Linked DNA regions of Homo sapiens: region 2 is linked to region 1. A link is a contact called in ENCODE Hi-C data. All regions are on one chromosome and are shown on one strand. The core of a region is the stretch at or near the end of the contact, and the rest is flanking DNA. Distances in the headings are between cores, read along the strand shown.

What was found. A loop is a pair of places that touch in the nucleus more often than their neighbours do. Pooled maps may share reads with other maps.
Region 2: a map of PC-9 shows a loop between it and region 1 (11-fold over the local background). The contact joins two enhancer-like sites. A Hi-C loop is called at or near these places in 4 of 168 maps with a recorded cell type or tissue (PC-3, PC-9, endothelial cell of umbilical vein and 1 more) and 3 of 50 pooled maps.

The regions. Positions count from the first base shown.
Region 1 is chr10:35,413,675-35,417,097 of GRCh38, reverse strand. All of the region lies in intron 1 of CCNY (cyclin Y), which reads right to left. Among named protein-coding and RNA genes, the nearest start is that of CCNY, 79 kb to the right of the region's middle. Within about 2 kb of position 1,642, at least 3 of the 41 ENCODE cell types and tissues checked have a DNase peak (open chromatin) inside an H3K27ac peak, as active enhancers do.
Region 2 is chr10:35,563,050-35,566,472 of GRCh38, reverse strand. It overlaps CCNY (cyclin Y), which reads right to left. Exons shown (of 10, transcript NM_145012.6): 9 at 288-450. Among named protein-coding and RNA genes, the nearest start is that of GJD4, 41 kb to the left of the region's middle. RefSeq lists enhancers at 1,422-1,501, 1,772-1,881, 1,942-2,051. Within about 2 kb of position 1,817, at least 10 of the 41 ENCODE cell types and tissues checked have a DNase peak (open chromatin) inside an H3K27ac peak, as active enhancers do.

The DNA of each region.
Region 1 (3,423 bases), core at 393-2,892:
TTTCATTTCCACAGTAAGGCAGTAAGTATGCCTCTCTCGACTCTGTGTTACTGCTGAAGAAGGTGGCCACAGGATGGAGGAGGGTTAATCTGCATGGTTTTGTTTAAGCAAGAAATACACTTTCACTGTTTGATGGGTTATGAAGGCTAGTATTAATGACCCTAGACTTCAGTTTCTTTCCTGCTACACTCAGGCTGGGCTTTCTCTTCCCTGGTTTCCTCTAGTCTAGAGTGTAGTCCCGCTGCCACCTGTCTGAAGAGTTGATTTTGCCCCCACAGGCCATCAACAGTCACAGCTGGAGTGATCTCCAGGGCAACAGGGCCACAAAAGCAGGTGGTCCGCGGCCCTCCTTCCAACTGGGCCCCATTTCAGCCATCTGTTAAAGGTTGCTCACGTTCACAACCAGACAGTAACAACCAAATAAATCATGCCACATCATTTCATATAATAAAAAAGCACAGAAAGCAACAGGAAATCTTTTGTTCTATGGTATCTTCACCACCATTTGCTCAATTAAGTCCAATTTTGAAATTTAAGAGATAACTAGGTAATTATACGTCATGGTGCTTCCCCAAACTCATGAATTATTTTATGCCCCTTTCCAAAATTAGATTCTAATTTCTCCCCAATCAAAAGGATTCCCCATTTTATTTTATTATTTTTAGAAGACGGTGTCCCACTATGTTGCCCAGGCTGGTCTCAAACTCCTAGACGCAAAGAATCCTCCCGTTTCAACCTCCCAAAGTGCTGAGATTACAGGCATGAGCCACCATTAATGGCCCTCCACTTTAAATAAAGAGTGCTGCATACCTGGCTAAACAGCACATCTACAGAAATCCACCAATGTCAGCATCATCAAAGTACACGGTAGGTAGGCAAGGAGAGAAGTAGCACCCTACAAGGACACACACACACACACACACACACACACACACACGGGTGCCACAAGTTTCCAGATCAGGTAACATGGCACTGAACAGCACCCCACGGGTACCAGTGTCATAACCTGCCAAAAATGCCAGTTTTCTTCTTTGATCTTCTTTGAACATCAGCTGCCAAAAACATTGTATAAAGCTGCTCTTTCAGGAAGGATAGGGAAAAAAGAGCAACTAATTTCTTCCTGACATCCAATACACCAATTCTAAATGAAGAAAAGATGCCTTTTAAAAAATCATTGGTTTTTATCTATAAAACTCTCTGTCGATCTGTGCAGTCAGAGCGGGCACTGCCACCTGCTCGGCCCACAGGATGGCTGAGCCCATGTGTGAAAGGTACAGCAAGAGGGAGCTGGCCTACAGTGATCTGGAAGTAAGCAGCCCAATTCCTGAGTGGGGCCACACATTCCCAATCTCCCCCAAACCTCAGCCTGACCCAGGCTTCTCAGGATGCAACAGAAGCTGGGAAACACATCAGCAGCTCTGACTTCTCGACTCGCATCCTTTCTTGTCTCCTGCCAAGAGCAGAGGAGACAGATGTGAGCAACAAACATGTTCCCAAGCAGCCTCCCCTGCAGACTGAGGAAAGGAGCCCAAAACTAATCCTACCATTACCCAGGCTAAAAGCCCTTCTGCCCTCAGGACCCAGCTCCATCTCCTCTGAGAGTCCACAAAGCCCTTCTGCCTTCAGGAAAGAGTTTCCATCTTCTCAAGGCCCAAAAAGGCTTTCTGCCCTGAGGATTAGGCACCAGCTCCCCTGAGGGCCAACAAAGCCCTTCTACCCTCAAGGCTAGGCTCCATCTATCCAAGGCCTACAAAGCCCACCTGCCGTCAGGACCAGGCTCTATCTCTTCTGAGAAACAACACAGCCCTCCTGCCCTCAGGACAGGGCTTCCATCCTCTCAAGGACCCAAAAGTCTTTCTGCCCTGAGGACTGGGCTCCATCTCCTCTGAGGACCAACAAAGCCCATCTGCCCTTAGGGCCAGGCTCCATCTCCTCTGAGTGCACGGCCTGCCCCCATGCCACTCTCCCAGCTTTATTCTCCCTCCTTTTATATGACTTAAAATCCATCCTCAGGAAACTACTGATCTTCCCCTAAAACTACATCATGCTTTGCCAAGTTCCAGCATCTCTGCTCCTGCTGTTCCCTCCGCCTAGAATGATCCACTTCATCCTGGGTCCTTGTCTCTTCTTTATGGAACTAAGTTTTTGCATCCTTCAGAGCAGGGTCACTCTCAAAGCACGGCTTGACAAGGCTTCAGCTCAATTGCTCAAGCTACTCCAAATACACTGCATTTGTGATGTACCCCGCTTCCAACCAGACTGTTACCCTAACCCTCTTTTATGTGTGAAAATTCTGGAGCTACCACTTCAAAGACCAGTTCACATCTCACCTTCACCGTGAAAATCTCATCTGATAGTGAAGTGAATCACTCCCTCCCACCATGGCCCCCAACTTGCTGAAGTCATGCTGCAAAAGTCTCACGATTACAAGATGTATCACGGAGTCCTACTCTGTGGCAGGCAGGTCTAAGGTTCTCACCCACCCAATGATTCCCGCCTCCTGGTATTCATGCTCTTATGTAATCCCCTTTCCTAAGTGCGAGAGGGGCCTGTGACTTGCTGATAAGCAACAGAATAGGGCACAGGTGATGTCACCTCTGTGCTAAGGCAGCATGAGACAATGACTTCCCCCCTGCAAGTTGTCTCTCTCTGGCTGGCTTTGATGAAGTAATAACTCCCATGGTGGAAAAACCCACAGGACACGGAACGTGGGGCAGCCTCCAGCCAGCAGCCAGCAAGGAACTGTGGCCCTCAGTCTCATAACTTGAAAGAAATGGAATCCTTCCAGCACCCAGGTTCTGCGAGGGATCTTGGAAGGGGATCCTCCCCAGGCAAGTCTTCAGACGAGACCCTAGCCATGGAAGTATCTTGACTGCAGCCTCGTCAGAGACTGGGAAGCACAGGACCCAGCCAAGCCATGCTCCGACTCATGCCCCACAGAAACTGTGATAGAGTCAATGTGTGTTGTCTTAAGCTGCTGAGTTTCTGGTAACTTGTTACACAGCAAGGAAACTAACACAGGAAAAAATAGGCCTATTTTTTAGCCTAGAAAAACCCTGGGTTAAAAAACATATCTTTATTTGCAAATCTACATTTTGACAGCAGCTCAACTGCAGAGGGGAACCAGTGAAGTCCAGGTCAGCCTCAGTGGCTCTGCTTCTCCTCCCTTTGTGAAGTGGGGCAAAAGCGACGTGCCCGATGCATGTCAGAACTCCTCTCTCTCTCCCTCACTTCTCAGTCAAGTTCTGAAAAGTTGAGCCTCCAAATCTCTACCGCATTTCCCGCTTCAGTGCCACTGGAGCCTTTTTCTTCCTCAACTCCCGATATTCCCATAGCCATGGTGCTGGGCCCTGAGCTTGCCTGCCCTGCAGTTAGTGACGGCCACTCTCTCCTGCTGAACGCTCTCCTCCACACAGTACATCA
Region 2 (3,423 bases), core at 568-3,067, 150 kb before region 1:
CTACTTGAGAGGCTGAAGCAGAATTGCTTTAACTCGGGAGGCAGAGACTGCAATGGGCCAAGATCGCACCACTGTACTCCAGGCTGGGTGACAGAGCGAGACTCCGTCTCAAAGAAAAAAGAAGCAGAACAAATCATAATCAACTGCCCAGCTATATATCCTAGTAGCTCATCTTTATTTTACATCATGTAGTGGGGGAAATGATCAATGTGACCACATGCATCTCTGGTACTCAGATGATGTATTGGCAACACTGCACCACAAAACGCTGTTTTAAACCATCTTACCTCAAGCTTGTGAGCCCTCTCCCTGCTCAGGGGCTCCAAGGGAAAGCTCAGGTTGTTCGCTTCTGCCAGAGAACGAAGATCAAAATAATACTTGGCATAGACACTGGAAGGAACATTGATGTTGAACTGCAGCAATTCAAGAAACTGTCGCTCTAGCTCGTTCCTGCAAAGCAAAGACAAAAATAGCCTATGCTTAGCTGCCACACCAGGCCACGTGGCCTGCCAAGGCAAGTTGCTGGAGACCAGACTCCAGAAAACTGCATCCTCCAGGAAGACCAGTGATCTAAGTAAATGTCTGGTTAGACCACCATATTGGGATTAAAAGCCAAATCCACTTGATCTGGTGCCCAGAAGGATGAGGACTGGTTAACTGGGATCATCACCAGGAAGCGTTTCAGGGCGAATCACTTCACTGAGATCTAACACACACACAGCAGGCTCTGGCTGCAGGTCTCCGTGAGGACAGGCTGCTAACAAAGGGTGGATGCAGCAGCCAAGAGCTGCCACGTGGAGTCCAGTGAGGGCCCTTCCGCAGGGGCCCAGAGGAAAACACTCAGCCTCTGCAGACCTAGAGGACATTGGCTTCCTCGGTGGCCCCTCCCTACCTCCAGGGAGAAAAGAAGGGAGGAACTGTGTAGGGGCTTTCTTAGGCAAAAGGCAGGGATTATGGGGGGAGGGTGTCCAGTCTCTGCCTCAGTCTCTTAAAAAGAGAACTCACAAGCCGGGAAGAATGGAAGCAGTAGTTTCCACACTTGAGCACGCACCCCATCACCTGGTGGGCTTGTTAGAACAGACAGGGGGCTCCACCTTCACACTGTGGGGATCAGTAGGTCTGCAGTGGGGCCTGAGAATGTGCATTTCTAAGGAACTCCCAGATGATGGTGAGGCTGAGGCTCTTGCCCCGGGCCCACACTCTGAGAACCACTCAACTAAAAAGGTAGGTTGGGAGAGGAGGTGCTAAGATCCACCCTGCCAACCCATCTACATGTTGATGGAATGCTGGGAGAAATTCAAAAACTTCTACTTTAAGAACTTCTCATGTCAGCTATCTTTCAAATTAGGTTTATTTCTAGATAGTTCCTCTGGGTGGGGGGAACCTTCTCAGTGAGGGAACTATCTGTGGAGCACTGGTCCTGGGTCATGCACTCAGATTCAGCACGTTCTCCCCAGGAAGCCCCCAGGGGTGCCCACCCACAGGGTGCCCACCCACTGCACACCCTCCAGGAAACCTCCTGTCCTTGCCCACACTATGCAGCATGTGGCTGCTGAACTCAGCCTCTTGGGCTGTTCTCCTCATAGTCAGGAAGTGCAACATCTGCTTTTGCATGCCTGGCCCCCAGCACATGATCTCAGAAGGCTTCCCACAGCAGTGAGAGCTGAACTGAGGTGAGGGAAGCATGGAGCTCTGGCGGAGAGGAACCAGGGCTGAGGAGGGGGTGTTTCAGGCAGAGTGGGTCCCCTCCAACCTGCTGCAGGCAGCCAAAACACACAGTCACCATTTCCTGTGAGTGAAGCCAGGGCCCTAGTGCAGGGCCTCACCCTCCTGACCCTGATCCCAGCCTCGGCATTCTAAGTCATGTCCTGCCAACTCTGCTGAACGCTGAGGGTCTGGGTCTGAGCCTCACATGCAGGCACCATCCTGTCCTGAGTGATGTCCCGAGACCCCTATGGCTGTTCCCGGTGACTCATAGCACTCAGCTATGAAGGACTGAGGAGGGCTCCACACCAGCTCAAGTTGCTGTGACAAAGGACAAGAACAGTAAGGAGGCGGGTGGGGAGGCTGGGGCTGAGCAAGGCCAGTGGCTCTGGGGAGACATGAAGCTGCTGGGGAAAGGAGCACTGGGACCTGTGGGCAGGCGGCAAGGAAGGAGGCCCGAGGAAGGCCCATTCCGGTCTCTTCATCAGATGAAGAGCGTCACTGCTTGTTTCCACACAGCCTCGTGAAAAGAGTGATAACAAGCTCCAAATGTATTTACTGTACTAAATTTCATAGTTTTAAGAATTTAGGCTGGGTGTGGTCACTCACACCTGTAATCTCAGCACTTTGGGAGGCTGAGGCGGGTGGATCACCTGAGTTTAGGAGTTTGAGACCAGCCTGGCCAACAGGGTGAAACCTCGTCTCTACTAAAAATACAAAGAAAATTAGCCGGGCATGGTGGCACATGCCTATAATTCAAGCTACTCAGGAGGCTGAGGCAGGGGAATCACTTGAACCCGGGAGGTGGAGGTTGAAGCGAGCCAAGATTGCGCCATTGCACTCCAGCCTGGACTACAAGAGCGAAACTCTGTCTCAAAAAAAAAAAAAAAAAATTAGTCAGGCATGGTGGTGGGCACCTCTAATATCCCAGCTACTCAGGAGGGTGAGGCAGGAGAATCACTTGAACCCAGGAGGCGGAAGTTGCAGTGAGCCGAGATTGCCCCACTGCACTCCAGCCTGGGCAACGAGAGCGAAACTCTGTCCCAAAAATAAATAAATAAATAATAATTTACTTTGATTTGGGATAATTTTTACTTAAAACAACTTTTATTTATGCTTCATTTAAATGAGATTTAATAAGAGATCATCCTGTGAAATACTGGAATCCAGGTAAGACTTCAACAAAACGAAAGCGTCAGAGGCCCTGCTAAGGCCAGAACTGTCAAACGTCAAAGGAGCAAATCCCAAGTGAACCTGGGAGCTGCCATGGACACACCGCCGTCTGGTGGTCAACAGGCGTCACTGCAAAGCGTATTCTCCCAATAGTAAGAAGAAAAGTCTAAGAGAACAGCCTGATAATCCTGCCCAAAATGATATACAGACACCATGGTTCCAGATGGAGGCAGACACTACGAGCAAAGTCAAGAGGAAGCTGCTTTTGAACAAGGCGGTATTTTCCCAGGGTTCCCTGGAAAACAGAACAACCTTCTCCAAGCTTGAGTTTCTGGTTAAGCTTTGGGAAAATAGATTTTAGAGCTGTTGTATTTTCAAAAAATGAATTTTTTTCTAAAGATTTAGAAAATAAAAATAATTTCCAAAACTTGAATTTCCAAACTGCAGCAGCACATCTTTTACAGGGACACTGACAGCTTGCTATGTGATAAATTATCAGAAAACTAACGTGATGCCAAGAATGGGCCTGATGGATTTACTATCTGC